2 separate regions of the Homo sapiens genome follow, and region 2 is linked to region 1. A link is a loop called in an ENCODE intact Hi-C map of the cell type or tissue named here. Cell type or tissue: PC-9. All regions are shown on one strand. Links, peaks and the distances in the headings refer to the core of each region. The heading gives the core; the rest is flanking DNA.

Evidence for each region. Hi-C counts contacts between places; a loop is a spot of excess contacts. Peaks named below come from ENCODE experiments on the same cell type or tissue, not always from the same donor. Only the 100,000 strongest peaks of a DNase experiment are listed, where the experiment ranks them.
Region 2: it touches region 1 in a loop (7-fold over the local background); 35 of 110 quality-filtered maps call a loop at or near these places.

The regions. Positions count from the first base shown.
Region 1 is chr17:41,733,402-41,744,732 of GRCh38, forward strand. It overlaps HAP1 (huntingtin associated protein 1), which reads right to left and starts at 1,242. Exons shown (of 11, transcript NM_177977.3): 1 at 765-1,242. The coding sequence starts at 1,233. RefSeq lists an enhancer at 131-673. In PC-9, for the core only: CTCF peaks have their summits at 4,771 (motif pointing right) and 4,972; DNase peaks (open chromatin) are centred at 3,230, 4,800 and 6,500; H3K4me3 peaks cover 1,199 bases; H3K27ac peaks cover 1,923 bases; H3K27me3 peaks cover 1,915 bases.
Region 2 is chr17:41,880,674-41,892,004 of GRCh38, forward strand. It overlaps ACLY (ATP citrate lyase), which reads right to left. Exons shown (of 29, transcript NM_001096.3): 17 at 6,926-7,030; 18 at 5,439-5,635; 19 at 3,520-3,601; 20 at 2,449-2,559. Among named protein-coding and RNA genes, the nearest start is that of KLHL11, 21 kb to the left of the region's middle. In PC-9, for the core only: a CTCF peak has its summit at 5,185; no DNase peak of the experiment used is centred there.

The DNA of each region.
Region 1 (11,331 bases), core at 900-8,899:
GGGTCACAGTCCTCCAGGCTCAGAAACTGGGCTCTCCGGACACCTGGGTCCCTGGCGCCTAGAATGGAGACAGCCAGGGGAAGTACAGCCTCAGACTGGCTCATCACCCCCTACCCAGGAGGCAGTGCAATGGAGTCTCCTGGGTCATACAAACAGACGCAGCCACTCACCCTGCACCTGTTGCGTGTGCAGAGGACAGGAGGAAGACTTCACCAGATTAGGAGACACTCGAGCCTCTAGGCCCAATCCAGAGATCTCCCCCGACCCGCAGGAGGATAGGAGAGACAAGGGGCAGGAAAAGAGCGCGACTTTGCCCCCATACCCGCAACCAAAAAGTGGGCAAAACTTCCCCCTCCGCCCGCCCACCCACCCCTCCATCGCACGCAAGCCCGGTCGGCCAGCGCAGACTCAGAGCGCGCGGGACAGCGCCCTCCCGCAGCCCCCCGCCCCTCTCCTGGCACTGCGGTAGACCCAGGAGAGGGGCGCTGAAGGGGTGCAGATCTGCCGCAGCAAGAGGCGCGTGGAGGTGGGTGGGCGAGCGTGCAGGCCCCAGAACCTGACTCACGGGCACAAACCAGGGGACAAGAGCAGAGGAGGAGATGGAGAAGGGGCGACCAGACAGACACCGCAGTGACATCGCGGGGGTGGTGGACGGGTGACACTGAGTGCTAGAGGGGGCGGGGTGCCTGGACCCGATGGGGCCACTTCCTCCCTGGAGTTGCCCCAGTCCCCACCCGGTCCAGGACCCCGGGGGCCCGATTTACCTTCCTCCAGCTCCCGAATAAAGGCGGCGCGCTCAGGGCCGGACACCCCGGGTCGCCGGCCAACGTAGGCGGCTGGCGTCTTCCAGATGCCCGCTGCCTTTCCAGTCCCCCGGCCAGTGGCCCGGGAACCAAACGGCCCTTGGAATACGAAGCGGGTCCACGGCGCGTCCGAATTGTCGGGCATAGACCGGACATCCCCTTGGATGGCCGAGAATGCGGACGGGCGCCGGGCTCCTGCCTTGGCTCCAGCCTCCGAGGCCGGGCGAGCTCCGGTGCGGGCTTCCGAGAGGAACTGGGATCCAGAGGTGGCTCGGGATCCTACTCTCTGTCCAGTGCCCCGTGCCTGCGGCTGCGCAGAGGGCTCCGGAGCGGGACTGGCTGAGGGCGAAGGTGCACAGGTGAGTGCTGCTGGGTCCCCGGGTCCGAGCCGGCTCCCCGCGCAGCACCGGCCCAACCTCTTCGGGCGCATCTCGAGTCTGCCGTCCGCTGCTGCGGCGGGACCTTTATAACCTGCGCCAGCCGCCGGGCCGGACCACGCGTAGGGGTGGGGGCTGCCGAGAAGCAACTAGTGGCAAGCGGGACTCAGAGCCGCGCGGGAGGGGAGCTAGTGGTGACGGAACAGAGCACAGTAAGAAAAGCAGGGCAAGAAGGGCGAGTGCAAGTTCCGGATGGCTCCGAGTTGGGATGGGAGCGAAAGATTTTTTCTGCCCTCTCCATCTCCGGAGAATGGTTCTGCCCAAAGCCGCGGCTGCCCCAGCACTCGCGGGTCCCTGGCTGGGGGCAGCCCCTCCCCAGCTGCCGCGCCGGGGTTTCGGGTGCCTTCCCTGGTGTAGAAGCTGCCAACCCAACGTTGTGCATACGGTCTGGGGTGGCCAGTGCATTAGGGCAGCGCTGCGTCTTTCCCGGTTGACTGGGAGAGACATTCCAAACTCCAGTGCGCTTCCAACGTGCTGCAACCCTGCCTGGCGCTGCAACCCTGCCTGGCGCTGCAACCCTGCCTGGCGCTGCAACCCTGCCTGGCGCTGCAACCCTGACCCTCGCGCTCACACCCCAGTGCTCGCGCCACTCGACGTCTTCCATTTGATTGGATTAACTGTTCTTCACCTCCAACCCTAGTTCGCTTTGCCCTCCTCTTGCCATGCTGGCGAACCCCTGTTCTCCTTGGGAGACGCCTCTTAAAAGTCTCCCTGTAGCCGGGCGCAGTGGCTCACGCCTGTAATCCCAGCACTTTGGGAGGCCGGGGCAGGCGAATCACCTGAGGTCAGGAGTTCCAGACAAGCCTGGCCACCTGGTGAAACCCTGTCTCTACTAAAAATACAAAAATTAGCCAAGCATGGTGGCGTGTGCCTGTAGTCCCAGCTACTCAAGAGGCTGAGGCAGGAGAATTGCTTGAACCTGGAAGGTAGAGGTTGCAGTGAACCGAAATTGTGCCAATGCACTCCAGCTGGGGCTACAGAGCGAGCCTACCCCTCAAAATAAATAAATAAATAGAATACTTTTTTTTTAAGTATCCTACTGGAAATGTTGGGTAGACAATTAGATGTATAAATCTGAATGTAGGGGAGAGACCGGGCTGGAGATTTAAATGTAGGAGTCATTGTTCTTTGATGACCATTTAAAGCTATGAGACTGGTGAGATCCCCAAGAGACTGAGAGAAGACAGGTAAGAGCGCCCAGGACTAACCCCCTAGGATTCAGAGGGCAGAAAGAAGAAGAGGAGGCATCAAAGGAAGACTGGGATGAGTGGGGCAGTGAAGTAGAGGAAAACCAGGAAAGTTGGGTCCTAGAAAGTAAAGAAAATGTTTCATGTAGAGAGTGGCCACCTGTGTTGGGTGGTGCTGTTGGGCCAGGCAAAGACTGAGGACAGAGACTCAGCTTGGCAAACTGGGGTCATGGGCAACCTTGGTGAGCTGGGGTCATGGCCTCGGCAAGAGCGGTCTTGCGGGGCCAGGCACAGTGGCTCACACCTGTAATCCTAGCACTCTGGGAAGCCAAGGCAGGTGGATCACCTGAGGTCAGGAGTTTGAGACCAACCCAGCCAACATAGTGAAACCCCATCTCTACTAAAATACAAAAATTAGCTCGGTGTGGTGGAACAAGCCTGTAAGCCCAGCTACTTGGAAGGCTGAGGCAGGGGAATTGCTTGAACCCAGGAGGCAGAAGTTTCAGTGAGCCGAGATTGCACCACTGCACTCCAGCCTGGGCAACAGAGCAAGACTTGTCTCAAAAAAAAAAAAAAAAAAAAAAAGAGCGGTCTTGGTAGAGGGGGTGAGAGAGACCAAAGAGGAGTGAGGAAATAACGAGAGGTAACAAAATGAAAACAGAAAGAAGGCTAGGCGCTGTGGCTCACACCTATAATCCCAGCACTTTGGGAGGCTTAGGAGGGTGAATTGCTTGAGCCCAGGAATTTGAGGCCAACCTGGGCAACATGGCAAAACCCTTTCGCTACAAAAAAATACAAGAATTGGCCGGGCGCAGTGACTCACACCTGTAATCCCAGCACTTTGGGAAGCCTAGGCGGGTGGATCGCCTGAGGTCAGGATTTTGATACCAGCCTGGCCAACATAGTGAAACCCCGTCTCTACTAAAAATACAAAAAATTAGTTGAGCATGGTGACGGGTGCCTGTAATCCCAGGTACTCAGGAGAATCGCTTGAACCCGGGAGGCGGAGGTTGCAGTGAGCCGAGATTGCGCCATTGCACTCCAACCTGGGCAACAAGAGCGAAACTCCGTCTCAAAAAAAAAAACATAGCTGGGCATGGTGGTGCATACCTGTACTACTTCAGGGGCTGAGGTGGGAGGATCACCTGAGCACAGGTCGAGGCTGCACTCCAGCCTGGGTGACAGAGCAAGACCCTGTCGGAAGGAAGGAAGGAAGGCGGGAGGGAGGGAGGGAGGGAGGAAGGAAGGAAGGAAGGAAGGAAGGAAGGAAGGAAGGAAGGAAGGGAGACAGTATAGAAAACTGTATTGAAGAAATCTGCAACAAAGGAGAGCTGGAAAAGGGCACAGGAGCTGAAGGAGGACATGAGTGCTGGGGAGTGTGTTTTGAAGATGGGAGAGAGGACAATATGTTTACATGCTGATGGAAATGTTCCCTCAGGGAGGAGAAAACAGGTGCAGAAAAGAGAGCTTATCTCCCAGAATACTTCTGGAAATGGAGGAACTTTCATAACATAACCGTTCTCCTCCTTGTTCAAAGTCTGCATGTTTTATTTTCTTTCTTTCTTTCTTTCTTTTTTTTTTCTTTTTTTGAGACGGAGTTTCGCTCTTGTTGCCCCAGGCTGGAGTGCAATGGCACGATCTCGGCTCACCACATCCTCCACCTCCCGTGTTCAAGCAATTCTCCTGCCTCTGCCTCAGCCTCCCCAATAACATGCGTCACCACATCCGGCTACTTTTGTCTTTTTAGTAGAGACGGGGTTTCTCCATGTTGGTTAGGCTGGTCTCGAACTCCCGACCTCACGTGATCCGCCTCCCCCTTGGTCTCCCAAAGTGCTGGGATTACAGGCGTGAGCCACTGTGCCCAGCCCAAAGTCTGCATGTTTCCTATGGTTTCTTTGTCAGCAGAAAGCTTGAAGGAGACACACAACCCCAGGGTTTGCTACGACAGTGAGGTTGAAGAACATAAGGAGGTGGCTGTTCGGGCATCGGCACAGCCCAGGCTTCCGTGAGGCTACAGCTCCATAGGCTCTGCCGAGTGGTCCTCCCACAGCCCAGCTTCCTGGACTGTCTCTCTGTGCCTTGGACATCTCTGCAGCCCCAACCACCAAGCACAGAACAGGGCATACAGAAGAAGCCTATTACACTCCTGCTGAATTAAATTGTTTCTGGCCCCATGAGGAAGAAGCCCTGGGAAACCCCTGGAGAGTTTGACGGGGAAGAAGGCAGAGGCAGTGGGATGGAGAAGACAGAGATGAAGTTAGGAGACCCTGAAAGCTCCCCCAGCTGACCACACCCTCTAGGTCAGCGCACTGGCAGCCAGCAACTCTGGCTACGGCCACCAGAGGGCAGTGTCAGCCCGTATACCTCCCCACGTGGCTTCCTCACCTACAGGCTCAGTCGCCCCACAGAAAGTGGAGTAGGGACAGAGACTCCATTTTACAAATGGAGAAACCAGGGCTCAGGGCCCGTCATTCTGGAAGTAAGCATTTTGGCCTGGCTGACAGATATCTGCCTTTCGACAGCCTAGGGCTGTCCAGGAGACTGGGGGTAGTCTCTGATCCAGGCCTCTCAAGTGGTTTTCCTCTGTCAACCACCCCCTCCCTCTCCTGCTTCTCATCTAGGGGGAGAAATCAGACACAGCAAAGACCCTTGGCCTCCTGTCCTCCCTCCCAGTGTGCATCCATGGACCCTCCTGGATCCGAAAGAGGATGGGAGGGTGCAGAAGACTTGCCAGGCTGCAAAGCCAGACCACCCACCACCTAATTGTGCACACCCCCTGAACCTGGGGCACATTCACTCCAGTGCCCAGCCCTGGGCAGCACACAGGTGGCTCAGGCCCCTCCTCCTGCCCCCTCCCCTGGCCTGACCCTGGGAAAAAAAACACCTGGAACAGGGTAGGTAATAGAAAGAGCCCCTAAGGGTCGGTGCCAGGGACCTGGGGGGGACAGGCACCGGGGTTACTTTCTGCAGGGGAGCAGGGTGGAGGGGCACCCTGAACTAGGAACAGGGGAGACCTCCTCACCCCCGCCGCAGTCCTGCTGTCTCCTGCAGGCCTTTCGGGGGCCCTCCCCCATCTCTGATCCAGGCCTTCCCCTCCAGAACCAGGCAGTGGCCGCCATAGCCCTCACCCCCACCCCAGAACCCAGGTACAGTCCCTCCTTACATCAGCAGAGAATGGGGGACTTGAGGGCCTAGGCCCTCAGAGGTTCCCCTTTAACTTTTCTTTTTGTTTTTTTGAGAGGGAGTCTCACTCTGTCGCCCAGGCTGGAGATCAGTGGCATGATCTCAGCTCACTGCAGCCTCCGCCTCCTGGGTTCAAGCAATTCTCCTGCCTTAGCCTCCCGAGTAGCTGGGACTACAGGCACATGCCACCATACCCATCTAATTTTTGTATTTTTAGTAGAGACGGGGTTTCACCATTTTGCCCAGGTTGGTCTTGAACTCCGGACCTCAAGTGATCCATCTAGCCTCGGCCTCCCAAAGTGCTGGGATTATAGGCATGAGCCACCACACCTGGCTCCCTTTAACTTTTCTCCTCTTCTTAAAGAGCCCAGCCCAACTCCTGGGCCACTGAGCCCCTCTGGCCTGGAACAAGGAGGTAACGAGGTGCTGGGGGCAGCTGGGGGTCTGAGCCCTCTGCCTGCTGTCTTCCATGGCCCCGCTGCTGGCCAGGACCGAAAGGGAGAGAGGCAAGGAGAGAAAGGACAGAGAGCAAGTGCCGGGGACGAGGGCAAGGGGCTGAGGTGGCTGGGACCTCAGGTGGAGAGTACTGACCCCCACTCTGAAGTTCTTCCCCACCTGGGGGCTCCTATCCTGGAGGAAGGCCCCGCCTCCCACACAGGCTCACTCCTGCTCTTGGTTCTGATGTCTGACTCCTCCTCTGAGAAGCCCTCCCTGGTGGGGCTCACCTGTGTTAGGTATCCTGTGCCAGATCAGGCCTCTCTGTGTCCTCCCCTCCCCTGGCATTCTCTCCCGACTCTGTCCGCTCACAGGGTAAGATGATGTCATTGACAAGATGATCTATTTAGTAACAATGAGAGCAGTATCTGTTTTGCTCACTTTTGTATTCTCAGGACTCTAATGAGGCATCCAATAAATATTTGTTGAATGAACACATCAGTGGATTCTCTGGGTATGGATGGTGGGAGTGGTAATCGCCCTGGGGAAGTGACTTCCGGTAAGGGTGAGATCCTAGGACTCTGGACTCCCAAACCAGGGCTCCACATCCCCTGGCACAGGTGAGCGCCACCAGGAACCCTCCAGGGGCACCTGTGGGAGAGGATGGAGACCGGCCAGGATGTGAGCCACAGATCCCCAGGGAGTGAGCCTTGGCACAGCCAGGTGCCCACTTCTTCCCTAGAGCCCTCAGCCCAGCCCCGCTCCTTTCCCCAGGGACCAGAGCAGGAGGCCTGGGCTGGCCTGATATGGAGCTGGGTCCAGCAGGTCGGCAGTGCCCTGACCTGGGAAGCTCCACGGGAAGCAGCTGGGAGTGGGGGGACCACAGCACCCTCTGTGAGGAGGGCAGGACCGTCAGCTGCGTCCAGCCTGCTGGACAGGCAATACCAGGTGGTGGCGAGCCTAGAAGGATGTTCTGGCCCTTTGGCCTCCCTGAGCTACCTCCAGGCTCAGGGATAACACCAAGGAGCCCTTCGCTCCCTGACCTCTGTCCCCAGAGTCAGCAATTCCCTCTCATCCCTGCGTCCATGTCCAGGCTCTGAGCCCTTCCAGGGACAATTTGTGGGATTGGGGATAGAGACAGAGGAATAAATACACATTCACTGAGACCTGACTAGGTGCCGTATGGATTTTGGATATATTTCATTTTATCATCACTGGAAGGAAAAAAATACTGCTGTGTTATAGATGAAAAACAGAAGCCCAGAGAGGTCAAGCAACTTATCCAAGGCCACACAGCCAGGAAGTATCAGGGAGGGAAGATCACAAAGGCTTGTCTTACCAACAGCCCATGTGCTGTCCACGGCCTCCCAGTTCAGAGAAGAAGCTGGGCGACCCTCCCTCTCCCGTACCCAGGGGTGCCTGTGCTCACTGGGTTTGCTTCCACATAATACTACTTATGAGCCAACTGTTAGGTCTTATAAATTAGATGCCCACCGTGGGCATCTGCCCCATGGCCTCTGGAGGAATCCTGCCAGAGGATGGAGATAAAGGAAGGACAAATACCAAGTGCCTTTTGCAGACGCTATGTCCGCTCTTCCTTCTTCAAGCCTCAGCTCAGACGCCACCCAGTCTTGGGAGCCTCCCCTGATCTAACCTGGCTGGATCTGGGTCCCTGCCTCCCAGATCCAATGTGCTTCCCTCTACCTCAGCCTTCCACACACTGGGGCAAAAGCAAGAAGGGCTTCTGTGCCCAGCTTTTAGTATCTGAGCCTGCCTTGGCCCATGCTTGATGGGCTCAGAGGGAAACACTTGTACTCTGACATAAATCCGAAATAACAGAATCATCCTGACTGGTTCCAGTCTTCAAAATAAGAAAGACTGAGTTTTCACCATAAACCTGGACTCCTGGCCGGGCGCGGTGGCTCACACCTGTAATCCAGCACTTTGGGAGGCCAAGGCAGGCAGATTGCTTGAGCCCAGGCGTTTGAGACCGGCCTAGGCAACATGGTGAAACCCTGTCTCTACAAAAATACATAAATTAGATGGACATGATTGTGCACGCCTGTAGTCCCAGCTACTTGCGGGGGCTGAGGCAGGAGGATTGCTTGAGCCCAGGAGGTCAAGGCTGCAGTTAGCCGTCTTCCCGCCACTGCACTCCAGCCTGGATGACAGAGCAAGACCTTGTCATAAATAAATAAACAAAGAAACAAACAAATAAATCTGAACTCCCTAACAAAAAATAAGCCTATTCCTAAAGCTAAGTCATGACCTTTGTGATAAGGTAGTGAAATCGTTGTGGTTCCCATGGCAGAACGGATAATGTCAGGCTTTCCTTTACATCCTTGCCGTGTTTTGTATCTGCCCCGCCAGGCCTTCTGAAAAGGAACCCCCTTTACTCCTCATAAGTAAACGTTCCTCTCCTCTATGTGTCTGTCTCTTTCTTTGACCTGGGCTATAAACACTGATTTCTCACCTGTGGGCCCCACTCAAGGCAGGGGTTGGCAGTCTTCATCTGTGCATTCCAGAGCCTGGTGCAGGCTAGCAAGCTTGAGCGCTCGATAAATACTTACCGGATAACTTAGCAAACTAGGAGAGCAGGCAACACCCTGACCCCAGGCGCTTCCTCAAGGCCCAGCTCTCCCCAAACCCTCCTCCAGGAAGCCCAGAGCATCCTTCACCTTCTCCAACCACATCACGCCCATTGGGCTACAGGAGGGCCTTGGGCTGCCTCGCAGGTGGTCATTGACACTCTCCCGTGTGTAGAGGTCTCAGCTTGACCAAAAGCTACAGCATCAAGAACACAGACAGCTCCTCACATGCTTGTGGTCACCCCACCTGGGCACCTCATACCTAGCAGGGGCTCCAGCAACGTGCGCTGATTCCTTAGTCTGGAGGGCAGGCTGTCATGGTGTAGGTGGGGCAAAGTGGCACCAGGGATGCCCTCAGGGCCTGGCTGGGCCCTTCACTGCTACAAGTGGTCTCCAAAGTGGAAGATGTTCACTGCTGTCCTGACCTCTCAACCTCTCAGCTCTCACTCAACAGTAGACATCACAGAGAGTCTTTGCAGAGGTTTTTTTCTTCTTTTTTTTTTAGATGGAGCCTCACTCTATCGCCCAGGCTGGGGTGCAATGGCATGATCTCTGCTCACTGCAACCTCCGCCTCCCGGGTGCAAGTGATTCTCCTGCCTCAGCCTCCCGAGTAGCTGGGATTACGGGCACACACCACCACGCCCAGCTAATTTTTTGTATTTTTAGTAGAGACGGGGTTTCTTTCTTTCTTTTTTTTTTTTTCTTTTGAGACAGAGTCTTGCTCTGTCACCCAGGCTGGAGTGCAGTGGCGTGATCTTGGCTCACTGCAAGCTCTGCCTCCCAGGTTCATGCCATTCTCTTGCCTCAGTCTCCTGAGTAGCTGGGACTACAGGCGCCCGCCACCACACCTGGCTAATTTTTTTGTATGTTTTAGTAGAGACGGGATTTCACCATGTTAGCCAGGATGGTCTCAATCTCCTGACCTGGTGATCCACGCGCCTTGGCCTCCCAAAGTGCTGGGATTACAGGCGTGAGCCACCATGCCCGGCGTAGAGACGGGGTTTCATCATGTTGACCAGGCTGGTCTCGAACTCCTGACCTCAAGTGATCCGCCCACCTCGGCCTCCCAAAGCGCTGGGATTACAGGCGTAAGCCACCTTGCCGGCCCCTTGGCAGAAATTTTTTTTTCTTTTTTTTTCTTTTTTTGAGACGGAGTTTCGCTTTTGTTGCCCAAACGGGAGTGCGATGGCACGATCTCAGCTCACTGCAACCTCTGTCTCCTGGGTTCAAGCGCTTCTCCTGCCTCAGCCTCCTGAGTAGCTGGGATTACAGGTGCGCGCCATCACGACCAGCTAATTTTTTGTATTTTTAGTAGAAATGGATTTCACCATGTTAACCAGGCTGGTCTCAAACTCCTGACCTCAAGTGATCTGCCCGCCTCGGCCTCCCAAAGTGCTGGGATTACAGTAGGCATGAGCCACCGCGCCTGGCCAGAGATTTTTATAAGACCTCCCTGGCTTTCAGTTTCCCTCATCTGTAAAATGGGGATAACGAATCATAAGTCCTGCTTAGTAAAGACTTCCTATTAAGTGGGATAAGGAAAGTAAGGCACTTAGCAGCCACATAGTACGTGCTTAGCAAAAGCTTCCCCTTTGACTCCCCAGCTGGCTCTTGGAGGGGAAAGGAATCCTCACCCCCTTCTCTCCACAGTGGAGGGCAGAGTGGGCAAAGCCAGGCAGAGGTAGGGCAGGGCCAAGCAGGCAGAGCCTAGAGGTCCCTTCCATTCCAGGGCATCAGAGTGCCATGGCAGACCTAGGAACAGACAGGCAGGAGGAGCCAGGACAGGTTGTGATGGGGATCAGGCATTCTCCACTACCCTCCAATCCTCAGCTCCCTGAGGACCACCTGGAGTTGGGCCTAACAGGAAGCCCAGGGACACACCTGGGCTCAAAGTCCACCTGCCCCCTGCCCTGTAGCTTTAAATCCAGCAGGCAGCTCTGTCCTGCTGCAGTCGGTTTCTCCACATGTGAAATGGGGATAAGACCGCCTATATCACAGGGTTCATTCGAGAACAAATGAGACCACACACACCAAGTTGCACTCCAAGAGCTCCCTCAACAGTGGTGGCTGTTGGCCAGGTGCAGTGGCTCACACCTGGAATCCCAGCACTTTGGGAGGCTGAGGCAGGAGGATCGCTTGAAGCCAGGAGTTCAAGACCAGCCTGGGCAACATAATGAGATCCTGTCTCTATTAAAAAAAACTTTTTTTTTTTTTGAATCAGAGTCTCTCTCTGTCGCCAGGCTGGAGTGCAGTAGCGCGTTCTTGGCTCATTGCAATGCAACCTCCTCCTCCCAGGTTCAAGCAATTCTCCTGCCTCAGCCTCCCGAGTAGCTGGGACTGCAGGTGCACACCACCGCGCCCAGCTAATTTTTGTATTTTTAGTAGAGGCAGGATTTCACCATGTTGGCTAGGATGGTCTCAATCTCTTGACCTCGTGATCAGCCTGCCTTGGCCTCCCAAAGTGCTGGGATTACAGGCGTGAGCCACTGCGCCCAGCCTTTTTTTTTTTTTTTTTTTTTTTGAGACAGAGTTTCACTCTGTCACCTAGGCTAGAGTGCAGTGGCACAATCTCAGCTCGTGGTAACCTCCACCTCCGGGTTCCGGCAATTCCCTGCCTCAGCCTCCCGAGTAGCTGGAATTACAGGCACATGCCACCATGCCCGGCTAATTTTTGCATTTTTAGTAGAGATGGAGTTT
Region 2 (11,331 bases), core at 1,609-9,608, 150 kb after region 1:
CTAACGGTGAAACCCCATCTCTACTAAAAGAATACAAAAAAAATTAGCCGAGTGTGGTGGTGGGCGTCTGTAATCCCAACTACTTGGGAGGCTGAAACAGCAGAATGGCGTGAACCCCGGAGGTGGAGCTTGCAGTGAGCCGAGACTGCACCACTGCACTCCAGCCTGGGCGACAGAGCGAGACTCCGTCTCAAAAAAAAAAAAACACAAAAACCTAAAATAATTCAAGGACCCACCCCACCCATGGGGCGATGAGTGCCACCAGATACTGAAATGCGAGGTGCTCACCCTCTTAGAAGTGTCCTGATCATGGTGGGGATGGGGAGGTGGGGTGGAAAGGGGGAGGGGCTGGTAATGCAAAGCAAGCCAGGAGAAACAATGGAGGAGGGTGACTGGTTTTTGGCTGTTGGGCGAGTACAGAGTTGGGGGGAGAGCAATGGAGTTGGGGGAGAGCACTCAAGAAGAAAGAGAATCGGCTGGGTGCGGTAACTCACGGCTGTAATCCCAGCACTTTGGGAGGCCGAGGCAGGTGGATCACCTGAGGTCAGGACTTCGAGACTAGCCTGGCCAACATGGTGAAACCCTGTCTTTACTAAAAATACAAAAATTAGCCGGGCGTGGTGGCTGTTATCCCAGCTACTTGGGAGACTGAAGTAGGAGAATTGCTTAAACCAGGGAGGCAGAGGCTGCGGTGAGCTGAGATCGCACCACTGCACTCCAGCCTAGGCGAGAGACTCCGTCTCAAAAAAAAAAAAAAAAAAAAAAAAGGAGAATCAGGAACAGCTTCATGGAATAAGCGGACTGACAAGGCATGGGAAAAAAAAGAAGTTTCTAAGACCTATGCACGCCAGACCTTTACAATTACTTCCTCATTTAAGTCATACAACAACCTTGCGGCATGGCATCCTCATTTTACAGCTCAGGAAACAGTTACCAAGAGGCTAAATGACTTGCCCAGGTCTACCAAGATCTGATTTTAAAGATCTGATCTCAGCTCACTGCATCCTCCGCCTCCCAGGTTCAAGCAATTCTCCTGCCTCAGCCTCCCGAGTAGCTGGCATTATATGCCCCTGCCACCACGTCTGGCTACACAGATCTACCAAGGTCTGATTTTAAAGCCTGTGCAAGCAGAGCTCACCCTGGAGGGATGGGCAGGATTCTGGACCTCTCCTCCCCTTTTACTTACATGGAAAAATAAAAAATAAAACCCACATACACACACACTTTACACAAAATGGATATTATAAGCATTTACTGAACTCTGCCCTTTCTTACAGGTAATGTATCTTAAACTCTTTCTGTATCAACATATCAAGTTCCACCTCCTTCTTTGCATGCCTGCCCTGTTTTCCATTAGTTTGTGGATATGCCATGCTGACAGTCCCCTCCTGATAAGCATGTAAGTTGTTTCCAGGCCAGGCATGGTGGCTCACGCCTGTAATCCCAGCGCTTTGGGAGGATGAGGCAGGCAGATCACAAGGTCAGGAGCTCGAGACCAGCCTGACCAACATGGTAAAACTCCATCTCTACTAAGAATACAAAAATTAGCTGGGTGTGGTGGCATGCGCCCATAATCCCAGCTACTCAGGAGGCTGAGGCAGGAGAATCATTTGAACCCAGGAGGCGGAGGTTGCAGTGAGCCGAGATCACACCATTGCACTCCAGCCTGGGCGACAGAGTGAGACCCTGTCTCCAAAAAAAAAAAAAAAAAAAAAAAAAAAAAAGTTGTTTCCAGTTTTTGCTGTTAATGATACTGCAGAGTATTCTTGTACACACACCAGGTACCCGGCTTTTCCTTCAATTTCATCATCATCACGTGAGCCACCTTCAAGGTGGTAAAGGGTTCTCTAAGCCGAAGCACAGGGGCTGAAGTCTGGCGTATGATCCCCCAGCAGAAGACAGATAGCTCAGAAGCTTAGCAGACAGCAGAAGCCCAAGGAGTGTTTATATTCAACACCATCAGGTGCGCCAGACACTTTCAAGTACATTTTATCATTTTAACACATCAAGAACAAACCTTTCCTTCTACCACCTCTCCCCACACAAAACATCTCACCAAGCCCCGCCCAGCTGAGCCCAGGCTGTGTCCTTCTCCCTCCTTGGCCTCCCTTTCATCAGCAAAGCCCTTCTCATCCCCTAAACTACAGTTCAAACATCACCTTCTCAGGGATGCCATCTCAACTTCTCCAGACAGCTGGTTGCTACCTACGCCAAGTAGGGACTCAGAGCCTGACTGTAGCTTTAATCTGCTTATAAATTGGTCTCCTCCAACTGGATATAAGCTCCCAGAGAGCAGGGCCCTGGCTGGACTTTGTAGTAACCAAGCAAGTAACAAACGTTTCTTGAAGGAACTAGCTGCGAATTAATAAGATGATTACCTGGTTCGCCTCAAATGCCCCCTCTTGCAATCCCCACTCCCAGCCCAGAAGTGACCCATCTCAGCCATACCTCAGAGGAGAACATGGTGGCACACGTCCCGATGCACCAGCAGACGATGGGCTTAGTGAGGCGGCCCTCCTTGATGCCCCGGCAAATCTTATATTCCTCAGTGCCCCCAATCTGCCAAGGAATGGGGAATGAGAAAAAGCCAAGTTAGTGCAGCCCATCCTGACGTAAAAACTGGATAGAAAATGGAGTGACACGGGCTTTGGCCAAATAAAAGGAGTTTAATTTCAGCCTGGACACAAGGAAGATTTCTAAAGGAACAAACAGCAGGTCTCCTAGAGGAATCTCTGGGACTCCCCCTTCCTAATCTAGAAATATAACATGATTTAGGATTAGACCTGCCTTCAGAGGTGCAAACAAGGGATGGGGTTATGGGACTCCCAAATTTTTTAGTATTTAGAAAATTTTTTTTAACCGTTCTATCCAAAAGTCATCACATTTTTTAAAAAGCGCTTTTTTTTTGCTTTTTTTTTTTTTTTTTTTTGAGACGGAGTCTTGATCTGTCTCCCAGGCTGGAGGGCAGTGGCGTTATCTCTGTTCACTGCAACCTCTGTCTCCTGGGTTCAAGTGATTCTCCCACCTCAGCCTCCCGAGTGGTTGGGATTACAAGTGTGCACCACCATGCCTGGCTAATTTTTATATTTTTAGTAGAGATGGGGTTTCACCATGTAGGCCACGATGGTCTAGAACTCCTGATCTCAAGTGACCCAGTTGCCTCAGCCTCCCAAAGTGCTGGGAGGATTACAGGTGTGAGCCACCATACCTGGCCAAAAAAATGCACTTTTTTTACTCCAGCTTTCCACTGCCCACCAGGTAGAGACCATGGCCAGCCAGAGCAGAGCTTCTCTCTTATTGGCGCTAAAGTTTGGGATGCTGGGAGATTAAGAACTCCCTTCTCTGAAACATAAATGGCAGTACTAATAGTGACAACCTTGAGGCCCCAGCATCTAGGGGATGGGATTACCAGGGACTGTCCCTTTAAGTTACATGTAACCAAAATGTTTTAATTTTTTGAAAACTGAGATCATGCATTACAGTTTTAAAATCATAATTTTTTTTTTTAAAGTAACTCACCTCTCCAAGAACCACAATCATTTTGACTCCTGGAGTGTCCTGATAGCGTAACACATGATCCATGAATGTGGAGCCCGGGTACCTGTTGAGAGCAGGGAGTATCAGGATACAGGATCAGGAGGAGGCCTGGGGAAGTGTGTACAGGGTTAGGAAGCACACTTGTACTGGGTACACTGGATTTTGGGGGGATGTGGATGGCCAGTAAGGGTCCAGAGATGCCCCAGCAATAATGGACAGGGGAAGGTAGCAAATGGAACAGAAGAGAAGAAAGAGGGAAGGAGTTGGAGCTATTTAACTTGCAAAGGAAAAGACTGGGCACAAAATAAGCCCAGAGAGGTTCGCTCAGCAGTAAGAGATGACTTAGAAAGTACGCCCTGGTGCAGTTGTTTTAAAATATATCCACAAATTCCGGCCAGGCGCAGTGGCTCACGCCTGTAATCCCAGCACTTTGGGAGGCCCAGGAGGGTGGATCACCTGAGGTCAGGAGTTCCAGACCAGCCTGGCCAACATGGCGAAACCCCGTCTCTACTAAAAATACAAAAATCAGCCAGGTGTGGTCGTGGGCGCCTGTACAGTCCTAGCTACTCAGGTGGCTGAGACGGGAGGATCGCTTGAATTTTTTGATCGTCTCAAAAACAAAAACAAACAAACAAACAAAAAAAACCTAAGAACACACACATATTTTCTTTCTTTCTGAGATGAAGTCTTGCTCTTTCACCCAGGCTTGAGTGTAGTGGTGCGATGTTGGTGCACTGCAACCTCCGCCTCCCGGGTTCAAGCAATCCTCCTGCCTCAGCCTCCAAAGTAGCTGGCACTACTGGCACATGCCACCACATCCGGCTAATTTTTTTTTGGTAGAGATGGGGGTCTCTACCAAATTCGAGACTGTGTTGCCTCAGCTAGTCTCGAATTTCTGGGCTGAAACAATCCTCCTCCCTCAGCCCCCCAAAGTGCTGGGATTATAGGCATAAGCCACTGTTCTTGGCCTCTTCATGTCTTTTGATATGATCATTATAAATCTAAGAAGACAATCTAAACAAGCAGCATTTCCTAGACTTATTCCCTGAGCCTTTGGTCAGGCAGTACCCAAGGACTGGGGATTCCCAGGCTACACCCCTAAAGACCTTGGTGAGAGTTCTTCCTCACCCAGGCATCCTATCGGAAATCATGTGGTAGAGCCAGGGAGACGAACAAGGTGACTCTATCTCAACAGCTTTTGGTTTCTAAGCCCGACAGCAGTAGTAATAGTAGGAATAATAAACAATAATGGCTAACATTTATTATGAACCTACTAAGTGCCAGACGTTACTCTGAGATATAATACTGTATTCATGACCTACTGATCAGTGTTCCCACTACCAAAAATAATGAGGATACTATTATTAACTACAATAAAAACTCACTGAGCACCTGCTGAACGCAGGCCCTGGCTCAGACACTTATATGTATTACAATTCATTTATTCCTCCAGTAGCCCCATGAGGTGGGGGTATTATTTACCCATTTGATGTGTAAAAATGATGGAGGTCTAGGGAGGTTAAGTAACCGGACCAGGATGGCCCCTGCCACCCACCCCCTACTAAAGAGGGAAAATGGGATTTGAACCTCTTTAGTCCAATTTCAGAACTGGCCCTCCTAACCACTGTACTCTGCTGCCTCCCTATGGCCAATCACAACAAACAGAATTATCCCCAAAGCCCAGTCGCCCCTCCTGCACATTGTTGCCCTGTTCTGTGTTTTCCGATTTCATGCTCTGTCAGTCCTGAGACAAGAGCAGTGATGCCCCATTGTTTAGACTTCAGCAGCATTCCTGCGGGCCTGGAACTCAGGGGCAGCAAGCAGCCTGCAGGACACAGCATCGTCTCCTAGCCCACTGCTCTCAAAGCAGGAAGCCCCTCCTTGGCTTCCCAGCTGATTACCTGTCCCCACCAATGGCCACGCCCTCATAGACGCCATCCGTGGTCCGAGAGATGATATTGTTGAGCTCGTTGGACATGCCTCCGGAACGTGAGACATAGGCCACGCTGCCTGGGCGGTACAGTTTGGAGGCCAGGATGTTGTCCAGCATCCCACCTGTGTTGCCAATCTTAAAGCACCCAGGCTTGATGCCTCCAACCTGTGGGGGCAGAAACCACAATCAGGGAGGAAGGTGACTTCCAGATTCACCACAAAGAATCACAAAGCCCCTGCATTACTGCCCAGCCCCTTCTGGCCAGGCTGGGGAGAGAATGACCAAGAGAAATCACACTTGCCCACTGGGTTTCCTGCTTAGGAAAGTCTCCTCTCTCTCTCAAGAGACATACAGAACAAAAGAGAGCCTTATTTGTAAAGCATGGCTCACTAATTCAGGTTCAGATACGTATACTTGGCCCGGCACAGTGGCTCAGGTCTGTAATCTCAGCTCTTTGGAAATAAATACTAGCTCCATTTTTTTAATACAGTAAGAAGTAAAAATAAGCCAGGTGTGGAGAACACTTCTGGAATCCCAGCTACTCAGGAGGCTGAGGCAGGGAGATTGCTTGAGCTTAGGAGTTCGGGGCTGCTGAAGTGTGTTATAACTGCACCTGTGAAAAGCCACTGCACTCCAGCAACACAGCAAGACCCTGCTTCTTAAAAAAACAAACAAAAAATAATTCAAAGAATAATTTCAGCCAGGCATGGTGGCTCACGCCTGCAATCCCAACACTTTTGGAGGCTGTAGGGGGCAGACTACCTGAGGTTGGGAGTTTGAGACCAGCCTGGCTAACATGGTGAAACCCTGTCTCTACTAAAAATACCAAAATTAGCCAGGCGTGGTGGTTCACACCTATAGTCCCAGCTCCTCGGGAGGCTGAGGCAGGAGAATTGCTTGAACCAAGGAGGCAGAGGCTGCAGTGAGCCAAGATCGTGCCACTGCACTCCAGCCTAGGTAACAGGGCAAGACTCCGTCTCAAAGAAAAAAAAAAAAAAAAAAAAAAAAAAAAAGGCCAAACACGGTGGCTCACACCTGTAACTCCAGCACTTTGGGAGGCCGAGGTGGGTGGATCACCCGATGTCAGGAGTTCGAGACCAGCCTGACCAACATGGTGAAATCCCGTCTCGACTAAAAACACAAAAATTAGCCGGACATGGTGGCGGGTGCCTGTAATCCCAGCTACTTGGGAGGCTGAGACAGGAGAATCACTTGAACCCGGAAGCGGAGGTTGCAGTGAGCCAGGATCGCGCCATTGCACTCCAGCCTAGGCATTGCAGTGAGGCTGTGTCTCAAAAAAAAAGCTAAAAATGGACAGACTGATTTTCAACACATACTTCCTGAATCTTCTCAACCTAGGAGGGAGATAGAGGAGTCAAAAAGTAAACTTCCTAAGGGCATTGAACTTCATAAGATAGCATCGAACGTAAAAGGCTTTCCGGAGGGGAAGCTCACAGTGGCAGGTCCGATGATGGTCACTCCCTTCTGGTCCGCCTTCTTGATCAGCTTTCTCGTGAGGGCCTCAGGGATGCCTTCAGCTATGATGGCGATGGTCCGGATCTAGAGGATGACAAAAGTCCCTTCCTGTTAACTCTCTGCCTCAGAAAGGGCAACAAGACAGCACCGTTTAAGGGCCCACCTCCCATTCCACATGTCCTCTTCCAGGGTCCAAGAACAAAGTAATGTTAACAATATGCATATCAGCCGGGCGCGGTGGCTCATGCTTGTAATCCCAGCACTTTGGGAGGCCGAGGAGGGTGGATCTTCTAAGGTCAGGAGTTCGAGACCAGCCTGGCCAACGTAGCAAAACCCCGTCTCTACTAAAAATACAAAAATTAGCTGGGTATGGTGGTGCGCGCCTATAATCCCAGCTACTAGGGAGGCTGAGGCAGGAGAACTGCTTGAGCCCGGGAGGTGGAGGTTGCAGTGAGCTGAGACGGCACCACTGCACTCCAGCCTGGGTGACAGAGCGAGACTCCATCTCAAAAACAAAAACAAAACAAAACGAAAAAACAAAACCAATATGCATCTCATTCTTCCCACAGGCCTCTGCTCGTAATCACTCTAACCATCTCCTGAAAACACAAGTGGTGGATAGCCGAAACTGATCTCCACTAGCTAACACCACAGTGATCCACCCAAGAGAGGCAGGTATTTCGGAAGCCCTGCTACAGTCATAGCAGCTACGTTCACTCTCACCCAAAAGCTCACACCCTCCTGTTGTCTACCTGTTCCTGTGCCTGCTCATAAAGCAGCTATCTAAGGCTTTTCTTCATGGGACCCTCCGAGTCTTGTCACCATCCCCACAGGACAGGGTCAGCGTTTAAGAGAAATGAGCTGCTTCTACACTCAGCCCAGAGGCGGGGTGGGAGGGGCATGGGACAGATCCAGGAATCACTTCTCTTTGGCTCTAAACCAGGGCCAGCAAACTTCTGTAAAGGGTCAAGATAGTATTGTAGGGGCCAGGTAGAGTGGCTCATGCCTGTAATCCCAGCACTTTGGGAGTCTAAGGCAGGTGGATCCCTTGAGCCCAAGAGTTCAAGGCCAGCCTGGGCAACACAGGGAGACCCGGTAGGAGGATCAATTGAACCCAGGAGGTTGAGGCTACAGTGAGTTGCATGATTGCATCACTGCACTCCAGCCTGGGCTACAGAGCAGTATGTGTGTCTCTTTAAAACCAAACAAAAACCCCTGGCTGTGCGCGGTGGCTCACATCTATAATCCCAGCAATCTGCAAGGCCAAGGTGGGCAGATCATTTGAGATTGGGAGTTTGAGACCAGCCTGACCAACATGGAGAAAACCCATCTCTCCTAAAAATACAAAATTAGCCAGGCATAGTGATGCATGCCTGTAATCCCAGCTACTTGGGAGGCTGAGGCAGGAGAATCACTTGAACCTGGAAGGCAGAGGTTGCGGTGAGCCGAGATCACACAACTGCACTACAGCCTGGGCAATGAGAGCAAAACTCTGTCTCAAAAAACAAAAAACAAAAACAAACAAACAAACAAAAAACAGCCCTAAAACTAGGTGATGTGCTAGGTTTTGCCTTGGGCCATAGTTTGCCAACCTCTGCCCTAAACTAAAGAAGCAGCAGCCGGACGTGGTGGCTCACGCCTGTAATATCAGCACTTTGGGAGGCCGAGGCGGTTGGATCACCTGAGGCCTGGAGTTCAAGACCAGCCTGATCAAAAAGGTAAAATCCCATCTCTATTGAAAATACAAAAATTAGCTGGGCGTGGTGGCAGGCGCCTGTAGTCCCAGCTACTCGGGAGGCTGAGACAGGAGAATTGCTTGAACCCGGGAGGTGGAGGTTGCAGTGAACTGAGATCACGCCGCTGTACTCACTCTAGCTTGGGTGATGGAGAAAGGCTCCATTTCACAAAAAAAAAAAAAAAAAAAAAAAAAAAAAAAAGAAGTAGCTCATTTTCAGCAAATGTATTTTTTCACTTCCTCTAGGTATCAAGACAATTTTATATTCTCCAGTCATAAACTGAAATAAGCCAGTCTGGGATCAGATGATAATTTTCAACAAAATAATCAATATCCTAATTTTATTTTTTTTGAGATGGAGTCTCTCGTCGCCCAGGCTGGAGTACAATAGCACGACCTTGGCTCACTGCAACTTCCACCTCCCGGATTCAAGTGATTCTCTTGCCTCAGCCTCCCAAGTAGCTGGCACTACAGGTGTCTGCCACCATACCCAGCTATTTTTTTTATTTTTAGTAGAGGCGGTGGCCAGGCTGGTCTCGAACTCCTGACCTCAAATGATCCACCCACCTTGGCCTCCCAAAGTCCTGGGATTCCAGATGTGAGTCACCGCACCCAGCCTCAAACCTGCACCTTCTGATGCAGTAGTTCAACTTCTAGAAATTTATGCTTAGGGAATAATTAAGGATATAGGCAAATGTTAATCCGAGATTGCCCATCACAAGATTTGCAAAAGCAAAAGTGATGCTGCCAGTTAGTGCTTACTGATGTGGAAAGAGCAACTGAAGAAAGCAGATTATATGAGTGGCATACAGTATTATTCCCTTTGCTCAAATCTAGAAAAGGGGGTAGATAAGGACATACCGTCATAGCAGCAGTCATGTTTTTCTGAAATGGGACCTCAAGTATTTATTTTCAACAAAACAGTATTTATCAGTATTTTGAAACTGTTCTATAATAAATATGTAATATTTTTATAATGAAATGTTGGAGTCTTTCTGAGCCTCCTCTGGCTTGGGAAGCTGACCGATTGAAAAAAAAAAAAAAAATTTGCCGGGCGCGGTGGCTCACGCCTGTAATCCCAGCACTTTGGGAGGCCGAGGCGGGCGGATCACGAGGTCGAGAGATCGAGACCACCCTGGCCAACATGGTGAAACTCCGTCTCTACTAAAAATACAAAAAAAAAATTAGCCGGGCATGGTGGCAGGCGCCTGTAATCCCAGCTACTTGGGAGGCTGAGGCAGAAGAATCACTTGAACCCGGGAGGCGGAGGTTGCGGTGAGCCGAGATTGCACCATTGCACTCCAGCCTGGGCAAAAAGAGTGAAACTCTGTCTCAAAAAAAAAAAATTTTTTTTAATTAAAATAGGCCAGGTGCAGTGGCTCACTCCTGTAATCCCAGCACTTTGGGAGGCCAAGGTGAGTGGATCACTTAAGGCCAGGAGTTCGAGACCAGTCTGGCCAACATGGTGAAACCCCATCTGTACAAAAAAAAAAAAAAAAAAAAAAGCCAGGTGTGGTGGCATGTGCTTGTAATCCCAGCTACTCAGAAGGCTGAGGCACGAGAATCACTTGAGCCTGGGAAGTGGAGGCTGTGTGACAGAGTGAGGCCCTGTCTCAAAAAAAAAAAATAAATAAATACAAACATACATAAAATAAAGTGCTTTAATCCTGATTTGTTTTTTTGTTTGTTTTTGAGACAGGATCTGGGACTTACTCTGCTGCCCAGGCTGGAGTGCAATGGCATGATAACAGCACACTGCAACCTCAACCTCCTGAGCTTAAGCGATCCTCCTACCTTAGCCTCCCTACTAGCTGGGACTAGTGAGTGCCATCATGCCTGGCTAATCCTTTTTTAAGTACAGACAAGGTCTTGCTGTGTTGTTCAAGTTGGTCTCGAACCCCTAGCCTCAAACAATACCCCCGCCTCTGCCGCCCAACAAACACAAGCCATGGCATCCAGCCAATCCCAGTTTTCAAGCCAGTTATGCATAGCACAGAGAGGATATAGTGGGGGTGGGGTGGAGCCTGAGCCACCTCATTTATTTATTTAACATTTATTTATTTATTTATTTAGAGTCTCACTCTGCTGCCTAGGCTGAAGTGCAGTGGTGTGATCACAACTCACTGTAGCCTTGACCTCCCAGGCTCAAGTGATCATCCTACCTCAGCCAGCACATGCCACCATGTCCAGCTAATTCTTTTTTTTTTTTAATTTTTTTATAGGGACAGGGTCTTGCTTTGTTGGTCTCAAACTCCTGGGCTCAAGCAATCTTCTTGCCTTGACCTCCCAAAGTGCTGGAATAACAGGCATAAGCCACCATGCCCAGCGTATATTTTATTTTACTTTATTTAATTTTTTAAAGACAGGGTCTTGCTCTGCCACCCACGCTGGAGTGCCATGGAATGATCATAGCTAACTGCAGCCTTGAACTCCTGGGTGATCAATTGATCCTCCTGCCTCAGCTTCCTGAGTAGCTGGGACTACAGGTGTGAGTCACCATGCCTGGCTTGACTAATTTTTAAGCTTTTTGTAGAGAATGGGTCTCGCTTTATTGCTTAGGCTGGTCTTGAACTCTTGGCTTCAAGCAATCTTCCTGCCTCTGCCTTCCAAAGTCCTAGGATTACAGGCATAAGTCACTGTCCCAGGCCTG